3 separate regions of the Homo sapiens genome follow, and regions 1 and 2 are each linked to region 3. Evidence: chromatin contacts called from ENCODE Hi-C or POLR2A ChIA-PET data. All regions are on one chromosome and are shown on one strand. Each heading gives the region's core, a stretch centred on a gene start or an enhancer-like site at or near the end of the contact. The rest is flanking DNA. Distances are from core to core; before and after follow the strand shown.

Region 1 (3,538 bases), core at 309-2,808, 330 kb after region 3:
AACAGCCTAAAATCATAATCGAAGGCACTAATATTCTGCAGCAAAGCCTGTGAATAGGCAGCCACACTGAGTGGGGAAAATAAGGAATCTAAATAGCCTCGCATCCATTTGGGACAGGTATTGCGGCCAAATTAGTTCCGGTAAAGTCAGGTTTTGTCACCAAATGAGTTACAAAAGTATCTTTTGACTTTCAGTGCTTTGGGAATTTCAGGATTACAGTTTAAGAGAGTGTACACATCTTTTCCAACTCCTCCGTCTCCTGTTAGGGGTGTTCAATCTTCTTCAGCCAGGCAGTCCTCACACATTTCTTCTTCTCTTTTTAAAATAAACCTCTTATCTTTTTTCAGTTATGCTAAGGTGTAAATGACTAACAGCCAGCTCAGGTATACTTGCATTTTTAACAGAGGTAACAACTACATCCTGAATGGAATTTGGGACATTAACCAATCATTAATTTGATCTAGGAATTTAACATCCAGCTAGATGCTAATTAAGAAAGAAAAGATTAAGTGGTTCAATTCAATTAAATAAATTGTAGCTAATCGAAAAAAGTTGTTCCCTGCCTTTGGCTTAATTGACTTTGAAGTAGCCTACAGTTTTAAAAGTGCTTTTGCAATCATTATCTCATTCCTTGTACATTAACCTCTAGTTTTTTGGGGAGGGGCTTGTTGTCTTTTCTTTGAGGAAAATCAGGTTCAAAGGAGTGACTCATCCAAGGTCATGGAGTTGAAAAGAGGCAGAACCAGAAATCAGACCCAAAATTTGGCTAAAATTAAATCCTTTCTGTAAAACATTGGTTAGAAAATAAGGCAACAGTGTTTGTTTCCTCCCAGTTGGTGAAATGCAAATGTGAACTTAGATGATGATGATTCACTGTGGAAGCAGTAAAAGACATAAGAGAGAAAATGTATGTGTTCTTTTTCAGAGTGATCCCACTTTGTCTCATGATAGCTAATAGACCAGCTTTGAAGCAAATGTTCCTTGAGGTGTTGTTACCATCTCCATAATTTCTACTAGTGACAATAAAATCCTGGACTCTGAATCCCCAGACGAAATTTGCTTGGGTCATATTTATTTTAACCATCTGACATAGGAAGCTTAAACTGTTATGGAGGTGGCCAGAGATCATTTCCACAAACATGCATGTATTGCACACACTGCCAAGCTAACAGTAGGTGCTCAATAAATGTTAACTGAATGAATGCATCCCCTGTGATGACAACATTCCCTTTTGTCATTTTGACTAAGACAGTGGCTCCCTTCCCTCTATTGCTTGAGTAGATACAACATTCCCTAAAACAAATGCCTGAATCGAAGCCTAGGAGTAAGGTTAATTTGCTTTAAGGAATGAATCTGGGAGTTGCTTCCAAAAATAATGCCACAGTCTCTATAGGAAAAGCTTCAAGATAAATATAGAGTGTACACAAGCAAAATGGAAGCTAAAGCACATCGTCTGTTTCTCCTCTCTAGGAAGTTCCTTGTCACTCGTATTTCACTTTCTCCAAGAGGAAGTCTCCCGTGATTACACCAGTTGTATTCTTGTTTTATGCCTAGTGGGATGTACTGTAGTAAAATTCTGCTGGGATGCGTACCTCATTTTTGGCAACCATACTCCTTTTTATGTTTTACTTAACAAAAGGTGTTCATGAATCAGCTCAAAATCTCAGTTCATATTTAGATGACGCATTTTCTTCAACTGAACAACAGTCCACAGTTACAAATGCCAAACAGGAAGGGCACATCTGCGAAAAACAAGCCTCTTAAGCTGGAAGAATGAATAATGATGATGTGTGGGCTGTGCTTTCTACACAGCAAACTCTGGGAAGACCTTTCTGTGAACAGCTATCTGATAACAATTGAAGAGGCTTTGTGCTCCCACCCACCTCCCACTCTCTTTTGTATCAGTAACTCCGCAGGAGAAAAGGAGATTGGTGGTAAAGATTCCTTGGTCATTAGAAACTCAGGTATCTATTCAGAATCACAGAATCTCCAGGTATTCTTTTCTTCATCACTTATAGTTTTGAGTGTAGAGTAAATCTTTGAGTGTTTTCTTTGGGGATATGAAAGTTGTTTCTACTTTGAGTCTTAAATCCCCAGTAGAAGCTTCTAGATAATGAACCAGCTACTTAAATAAAATACTGGTTCAATTAGGATTTAATTAAAGTTTATGGTTATAAAACAATTCCATTTTCATTATAGAAATTATATGTGGAGTTTCCCATTTTTATTTTGCATAAATTTCTGTCATTCTAGAAAATGTATAAATTTGCTTCTAATTTGAATAATCTGTGTGTGCGTCTTTGTGTGTGCTTATGTGTGTGTGCGTTTAACAAAATGAGCTTACTGTTCAGTAAAATAATAAAATTTGAGTTTGGCTAAGCAGTCAGCGAATTAGCATGCTTTTTTGCCATCTTTGATTCATGGTAACATTTATAACTAACTTTCTTTAGTTTATAGATCCTTCTCTGTTACTGTCATATAATTGCCATAATAATAAAACCCCTCCTTCCCATATGGAATTCCATTAACAGTTTGGCTACTCTGATTATTGCTACTGTTTCATCCATCATGAGAAGAGTTTGCTACTGAGGAAGATGCTAACAGTATTAACCCTGGAACCTCCCACCTCCTCCCCCCATCCCCAAACTCAATTAAACCAGCATCACACCAAGACACACACAAAAAAGATGCCGCCTATTTACATAACACAATGATCAAGTAATAAATCAACATTAATCATGAATGTTGCAACAAGTCACTGAAAATGATGTTTGACCTCACCATGGACTGGACTCATCCATCCATAAACAGCATTTATTTCCAACTGGGAGCAACTTCCCACACCCAAGAACAGGGTCAAGCATTTCGGATACATATGACAGGCAGGTTTGATCTTTCCTTCCGGGTATCACTTTCCTTTTGTCCTAACTTCATTACCTTCAAATCCTGCAACAATCTTATCATAGAAATTATTCCATTTCCAACACCCTGAGTCCAATTGCCCGTTTTCTTCAAATCCCTTCTTAATGTCTACTTTCTTATGATGCTTTCCCCACTAATATGAATATAGCTTCAAAGTACGGTATACCTAGGCTTCCTGATTCAGTCTACAATATTATGTTTGAAAATTTATGGGAAAAATTGAAGCTAATTATTTTTGGTTAGTTCTGGGGAGTGTTTGACAAGAAGATATAATTCTCCAAGGCATGGTTCAGGCATTTGTTACAGTAGGAGCCACCTGTGCATCACCCCGACCCGTTCTCCCCATCCTTGTCTTCTCCTATAAGCCTCCAGTTAGAAAACCACTCCTCTCCATGGCAGGTCAAACATCAACAGCCTTACCCTTGGGCTTGGAGTGAAGTCATAGTTCAGCATGCAGCACCCTGAGGCAATCTTGACATCTCTATCACACCACACTTTTTAGTACATATCCACTAGATAGAGATAGGAGTGAATTTCTCTTCTTCCGGAACTTGCTTTATAAGCCTCTGAGCCTTTGCATATGCTGTTGGTTCTTTCTAGAATACCATCCTCACCT
Region 2 (3,532 bases), core at 913-3,412, 510 kb after region 3:
ATAGATGTGATTGATCTCATTAGCTGGGATACAGAATGATCAGGAAGAAAAACGAAATCAAGGTCTGATGGTTGAATGTGAATACAGTAAATAGACAGCAGAAGACATGGGTTTCACCTTTTCAATGATATCTACTCTGAACATTCTATTAAATATCTGCTTCTCCCCTCCCCAATCCTTATTGATCTTACACTGCTTTACATTTTCATTTTGTCATCGCATTTATTACATTGTATATCACACTATATAAGTTACTTATTACACTTATTATCTACCTGGCCTCTCCAGAATTTTAACTCCATGGGGGCAGGAAATTTTGTATGAATACTGCCTGGCACAGAGAAGATGCTTAGTAAACAGTTATTAAATAATGGTAGAGCAGAGAGGTCTGGAGTTTTGGATTCAGAAGACAGGGTTTTAAAAGACAGTGGAAATGTGACACGGCTTAGGGTGAGTAGTGAAATGGAAAAAACCAAAAAGGAACACTACAGAAAATAAGGAGCACTACAAAAAAAAATCACATAAACACTAAATCTTCTACAGAGAGAACAAACATACAGCAAAGACTGATTAAAAAAATAGGAAAACCTGAAGAGAAGTATCAGAGTAGCAACAGGAACAAAGAATTTCCAAAAGGACAGTGATCCAGTGTTAAATGCAAAGGTTCAGTAGGACAGTGATGCACACTTGAATATTAAATGCAGTAACTAAGAGATGATTAGCCATCTTAGCAACATCAGTTTTGTGAAGTGGAGGAAGAAACCAGGCTGCAATAACTGAAGATATTATTGGGAAGCAAGAAAATATAGATATAACGGTTCACATTATAAGAAGTCCAGCTATGAAGGAAAGGAGTAAGATAAGGCCATAACCAGACTGGGTGTGATAACTTTTAGTTTTTTATATTAGAGGGTTGAGTTTATATAATGAAAAGAAAAGCAATGAAAGAAAAATAGGCTTAAGATTTGGTAAACTTAGAAAAGTATCTGTGAAGACAGGTTCTAGAATACAAAAGATATTAGCTTTTTAAAACATAAGGCAGAGAGAGGAACAATTCCAAACGACTACAAAACACAATAAATTGAGTATATGACCAGCGGGATATCTCCTAAGGATAAAAAGAACTGGAACAAAAAAATACACTGTTTTCAGCAATTATACCATTGGTGGTAACCTTAGTATTGTTATTCTAAGTCTAGTGGTTACATAATGTAAGACAAAGCAAATGAGTAAGCCTATGATACTCTTATCATTCCTGGTGTTGCTGAGAAGTGGCGGTATTATAAAACATAAGTACTGTGAATGAGACTCGACTATAGAGCTAGACTGTTTTAATTTATGCACATACACACACACTTAGAAATTTAGGGGCAAAATAATACAGTGTGTGGGATCTGCTTTGAAATACGGATGCTCGACTTATGAAGGGGTTACATCCAGATAAACCCATCCTAAACTGAAAATATTAAGTTGAAAGCTCAGGAACATACTGAATGCTCCTTTTTCACCCTTGTGAAGTCAAAAAGTCCTAAGTCAAACTATCATACATAGGGGAATATCTATGACAGAAGACGAGCAGTAAAGTGAAACAATACTGGCCACAAATCGATAATTGTTAAAGCTGCATGCTACATGGAAGCACATTTTACTATTCTATAACTACATAGGTTTAAAATTATTTATATAAGGGAAAAAGTTTTATCATATTACTTTTCTGCTCAAAATGCTTCAAAGGCTTTCACTCCAAGCTTAATCAGAATAAAAAATAAAGTCTTTATAATAGCCTAAAAAGCCCAATTTAATTTACCCTTATAGCCTTTCTACATCATTTTCTACTAATTTTCACATAGTATGTTATTTTTTCAATCTTCTTGCTTTAGGGCCTATCCATTTTCTGTTACAACTGACACTTCCTGTCACTTTCCAGGCTTTACTTTTCTCCATAGTACTACTGTCTTCTAATATGCTAAACAGTTATTTTGTTTGCCATCTGTCTTTTCCCACAAGAAGGTAAGTTATAGGAGGCAACAAATTTTTGTTTTGTTTTGTTCATGGCTGTACCCTAAATACCTAAAGTAGTACCTGAGATGTAGCAGGTATCTAATACATATTTGTAAAACTGAAGTAGTAGAAGTTAAAACAGACACATCTCTAAGACAAGAGGAAAGCAGGTAAGGAGAGGTACAAAAATAGATATGAGAACAGGAAGCTAACGGGGTTCCTGCTTATAACCTCAATTTCCTTTGTGCAACAGGAGAAAGATCATCTATTAAGAGAAAAGGAGGAAGCTGAGTAAAGTAGTGATAATTTGGAATAATTACTTTAGGAAACAGAAGTTCACAGGGGCATGCGAAAAGAATGCCAAATGATATACTAAGGGCTAGGGTGATACTGGAGACAATACAATGGTACCAAAATACATGGATGTCATTTTCTGTGCAGTATTCAGCATTTAGAGGCTAAGTGGTTGAGAAGAATTTTCTACAGCATAAATGGTATATACATGCACTGTCCCACATACGATTATCTGGGCACTTGAAATGTGACCTGCACGACTGAAGAACTTTTTTAAAATTTAGTTTTATTTAATTTACGTTTAAATAGCCACATATGACTAGTAGCTACCAATAACGGACACAGCAGGTTTAGGATACATGAAAAAAGCAGGCCGGGCGTAGTGGCTCATACCTGTAATCCCAGCACTTTGGGAGGCCAAGGTGGGTGGATCATCTGAGGTCAGGAGTCTGACACCAGCCTGGCCAACATGGTGAAACAAACCCTGTCTCTTCTAAAAATACAAAAATTAGCTGGGCATGGTGGCACATGCCTGCAGTCCCAGCAACTTGAAAGGCTGAGGCAGGAGAATCACTTGAACCCAGGACGCGGAGGTTGCAGTGAAGCGAGACCACGCCACTGCACTCCAGCCTGGGCAACAGAGCGAGACTCTGTCTCAAAAACAAAAACAGATTACTTTTCTAATGAGTCTCTTGAAAGCACACAGAACAGAAACTGAGATTTACCCAAACAGACCTATTTATTTTCTTAACTCTGACCATATATATTCTCCTTATTAAAAAAAATTTAGAGTACAAAGTGTTTTCATATATATTACCTCATAGACAATGGCAATGATATCATACCTATTTTATAGATAAAAATAAAAATTTAAGTGGTTAAGTGGTTATATGCCTTTCATAGCATTTCAGATAGTAAGCAACAAAATTGGGAATGGAGTCCAAGATGGACTGTTGTTCTATTGCCAATTTCTGAGACTTTTAACAGATGTAAACTTTGACTTCTCTCAAAGAGCCAAAATACACTAACATAAATTATATATATATATATATATATAAATATATATATGGCTAGATAGGTATCTTTCAACAAAATCTCAATAGAATTTAGTAACTTATTCTACAATTGTTGTGAGCTGATTCTGGTTCTCTCTATATCTTAAAATTTGATTAATTTGGCCAGGCGTGGTGGCTCACGCCTGTAATCCTAGCACTTTGGGAGGCTGAGGTGGGAGTAT
Region 3 (3,803 bases), core at 331-2,830:
GGCATTATAAGTATCTTCTTTCAGTCTGCAGCTTATATTTTAACTCTCTATTGTGTCTTTGTTGGCACACAAGTATAATATTTCAATATAAGTCTCTTCCTTTGGATGTATGCCTTTTGAGACATAGCTCTGATGTTTTAAAGTGCCCTATGTTTGCAACTCAAAGTTTTAAACTTTCCCTTTCATACTGAGGTCTTAATTCCATCTGTAATTTACCTGGGTATAGAGTATGACATAGGGATATTTCTTTTTTTCCATAGCTAATTATCCCAGCACTTGAGTAGTTCACTCTTTCTCTGCAGATTTGTGTTGCCATCTCTGTTATAAACCAAATTTCCATGTATTCATGGGTCTGTTTCTGGAACTTTTCCCTCTCAATTTGTCTCTCCCTATGCAAATACCAAACTCTTTAATTACTTTCAGAAGGCAGTTTTTACTGACACCTCACTATTTTCTGGGTGAGATGTGAATACCTCCAGGAAGGGTGATGCTCTAAATCAATGACAATGCCATGTGCATACTGTCCTTAGATTCCTTCCAATCTGTCAATCCACTGAGAGGAAATTTTGGTGGAGAAAATCCAAGGGAGATCCAGAGAACACAGGGCTCCAGGAAAGGGGAAAGGAGAGAGACTCAGAGAGAGGGTCTCTCAAGCAAGAAGCAAAACATAGCACCTCCAATTACTCAAACTTTTTCTAGGCTTTATCCTGAACATAGTTATATTTGCCCAGAAATAGCATATTTCAATATATAAATGTACCCCACAGCATTCTATAACACTTATCATAAAATCATAACCAGACCATAGCTAATATTTATTGGCACCTAGGCTAAACATTGATAGTAAATATGACTTTATTAAATCCCATAACGTGGGTAATTTCCCTGAAATATAGATGAGAAAATTGAAGCTCAGAGAAGCAGAGTGATTTGCCCAAGGTCACACAGCTAGTTAGTGGCAAAACCCAATCTACCTTCCTTGCTACTATATTCCACTGCCTCCATGTTGTAGAATGTACCACATTAGAGTGGGATTACCTGCTTTTGAAGGGAGAGAGTGAATCTTGTTTTACCATTACGTTCTCAACCCAAGCACTGTGTTAGTCACACAACAGGCTCTCAATCAATACTTGTAGACAAGAATGAATAGATGCATGTTAGCTGTGGAGTCTGTGGTTTCTGAGTCATGAAAGGTCTACGTGGTTTATTTAGTTGTTTGGGGGAGAACAGTCTTCACCTTACTTCCTCTGAAAGCCACGCCAAGCCTCTTTTCTTCTTACCCTCAGATAATGAGCTGAGTTACAAATACACAGCAAAGTCTTTCCACCTACACAGATCCTAGGAGTGTACAAATTGATTTGGGGGTGGGAGAACCAGGCACACAAAGGTCAGTGCCAGCAGCACTTCCAGCTTGGACATTTGTTTTCATCTTCTAGAAATAATATTCCCATTTCCCAGATGTTTCAGTGTCATCAGCTTTGTTTCTCAGCAGAGGCAACTGCAACTATTCCTCCTCATGAGGCTGCGTGCTAAATCTGAAAAGCGTTTGCAGCTCAGCCCCACAAAGATTGCTGCTGCAGTGGGGATTCCCAGCCAGCACAGAGCCCTTTGCTGTCGAGTGGATTTCCCCGACATAAGAAGTGAGTGGACCACTGGTCCCTGGGGGATTGTCAGCACCATAACTTCTTTGAAAAAAAAAGTATTTTGGGGTGGTGGGGTTGGGAGACAAGGATCTGTAAAGGGAGGCTATAGTGCATTGGGAACTGGTTTGGAAGACATGGCTCTCTCTTCTGCAGAACAGAATGGATTCATCAATGATGGCTTCACAGCAGTTAGGCCTCCATCACCAACCACCTTGGGTTAACTACTTTACCACCTCTGAATTGAGCTCAGCCTCAGAGCTTCTCAGGGCCCATGTGGGCTCCATTCCAGCAATAAGCATTTGGAAAGCTTCGCATCTGAGAAAGTGCCTCCCGTGAGTTATCTGTGCTAGGAACTCACATCTGCTGTCATTGTCATTCACTTGGATTCTGACATTGATCCAGAATTTCCTAGAAAACACTGTGCTTTCTGACTACTGCTGTGATCTGTGGCTCCCAGATCAGCTTTTACCACCAGCCCTTACCACACGCCTTGCTGTGGCTTCTTGCCTTGTCTCCATAAGCATTGCTCTCTGGAGCTGGCACATGACTTGGCAGGAAACCCCTGGCCTAGAAAAGTCTCCTTACTTTCAACACTCCATTCACTCATTCAACAAACATTTCCTAACACCTGCTATGTTCAGGCACTCGTCTAGGCATTGGGATACAACAATAAACAGGCAAAGTCTGTGCTCTCAAAGTCTTGCACTCTAGTGAAGAGGATAGAAAATCTGCACATAGATAAAGAGCTATTGAACATAATATTCTGTAGTAATGAGCAGCACCATGAAGCAAAAATAAACTAAGATTAGAGAATTGAGATTGGCCTGGGGAGGGGGTAGCACTTCAGAGAGAGGGGTCAATGAAGAAGATAACATTGAAAAAACCTGAACAGATGAGAGAGATTACTGGGGGAACATACCTGGTAAAAGGGCCGAGGGGGAAACGTGCTTGGCAAGATTAAGGACAAAAGTAGGTCAAGGTGCCTAGAAAAGAGAGAGAGAGAGAGAGAGAGAGAGAGAGAAACAGAGAAGGTATGAAAGGAAACAAGTGTATCATGATGTGCTCCTAATCAGCCAATCCTCTTAGCTCATGAGACCTCAGCCTAGATCCCCAAACCATCACCTGCCATCTTACCCAAATTATAGACACAAGCATAAAGAGAAATGGAAAGTTTCATGCATTTACCCTTTGCTAATCGATCCAATGACAGTAAACTCCAAGGAAGGCAGTACTAGGAATTCCTGAAGCCTATATGGGGCCAATGAACACTTAGAAATTAGATATGACTATGGAGTAAAGCAGAAAAAGGTCCCTTGGTAGTCCTGGCAAATACGTGGTACATGCGTCACCTCTCCCCACCTCCAAACCCAAGCTCACAAGCCCAGTGCCAATCAACAATGTCATTCTCATTCATTGAAATGGGATTAGTCATCCTGACAGATTATTGACATTCTGGCTCCAGAGTTACCTATAATGGTCTAGTTTCTTGAGATCAGACAACTATTAAGTATCTTTTGGCAACCTTCTGTGACAGCTTTCAGCCACGTTATAAATGAAGTAGCAAAGGAAATATGTTTATTAAGCTTTAACCTGAACCCTTTACATAGACTATAGTGTTATGTTTCAGCAAAGCTCATCTTTGATGACAGTTTTAATCACACTCAGGCCCGCTCAGGCATACAGTGCCTTCGACAGTCACCTACTCACCTCACTGTGCTGTGTTTGACACGTCTGCCATTTCTGAGTGATTCTGGATGTCTCACACTTTTGCTTACCTGCTTCCCAATCAGTACTCCAATTTTGCCATTCTTCCTGCACATGACACCAGGCAGTCAAACCATATATGTACTTAATTCTGCCAAGGATTTCTGTAATACTCTTAAGGTCTCGTGCTAATAATGGGAATTTCTGGAATTGTGACAGAACTTCTGGGAAGAAAGAGAGGAGGTCTGGGGGAGGAAGGGCTTTTAGCACTTTTGCAAGCATTATATCAGATAGGCAACCATCCAGGTAGGTTGCCATATATCATTGCTTGCCACAGAAAGCTAGTTCTTCTCTGCTTATGTCCAAAATAAAGGAAGTGAGTCTTGCCAAGAGCCATTTTTAACCATATCTGGGGCAGAAGAACATTAATGCACTATCTTGATGCTTTCAAAGCTC

The links. A loop is a pair of places that touch in the nucleus more often than their neighbours do. ChIA-PET counts read pairs that join two places held with the same protein, here RNA polymerase II (POLR2A). Pooled maps may share reads with other maps.
Region 1: a loop to region 3 is called in a pooled map, with 3 times the contacts of the local background. The contact joins two enhancer-like sites. A Hi-C loop is called at or near these places in 5 of 50 pooled maps. POLR2A ChIA-PET finds 5 or more read pairs at or near these places in 2 of 52 experiments (activated CD4-positive, alpha-beta T cell and activated CD8-positive, alpha-beta memory T cell).
Region 2: a loop to region 3 is called in a pooled map, with 2.5 times the contacts of the local background. The contact joins two enhancer-like sites. A Hi-C loop is called at or near these places in 2 of 50 pooled maps. POLR2A ChIA-PET finds 5 or more read pairs at or near these places in 2 of 52 experiments (Caco-2 and H1).

The regions. Positions count from the first base shown.
Region 1 is chr10:63,063,198-63,066,735 of GRCh38, forward strand. No RefSeq gene overlaps it. Among named protein-coding and RNA genes, the nearest start is that of NRBF2, 68 kb to the right of the region's middle. Within about 2 kb of position 1,559, at least 3 of the 41 ENCODE cell types and tissues checked have a DNase peak (open chromatin) inside an H3K27ac peak, as active enhancers do.
Region 2 is chr10:63,239,774-63,243,305 of GRCh38, forward strand. The region is part of intron 3 of JMJD1C (jumonji domain containing 1C); the gene reads right to left. Among named protein-coding and RNA genes, the nearest start is that of NRBF2, 110 kb to the left of the region's middle. RefSeq lists an enhancer at 953-1,489. Within about 2 kb of position 2,163, at least 3 of the 41 ENCODE cell types and tissues checked have a DNase peak (open chromatin) inside an H3K27ac peak, as active enhancers do.
Region 3 is chr10:62,731,956-62,735,758 of GRCh38, forward strand. No RefSeq gene overlaps it. Among named protein-coding and RNA genes, the nearest start is that of ADO, 71 kb to the right of the region's middle. Within about 2 kb of position 1,581, at least 6 of the 41 ENCODE cell types and tissues checked have a DNase peak (open chromatin) inside an H3K27ac peak, as active enhancers do.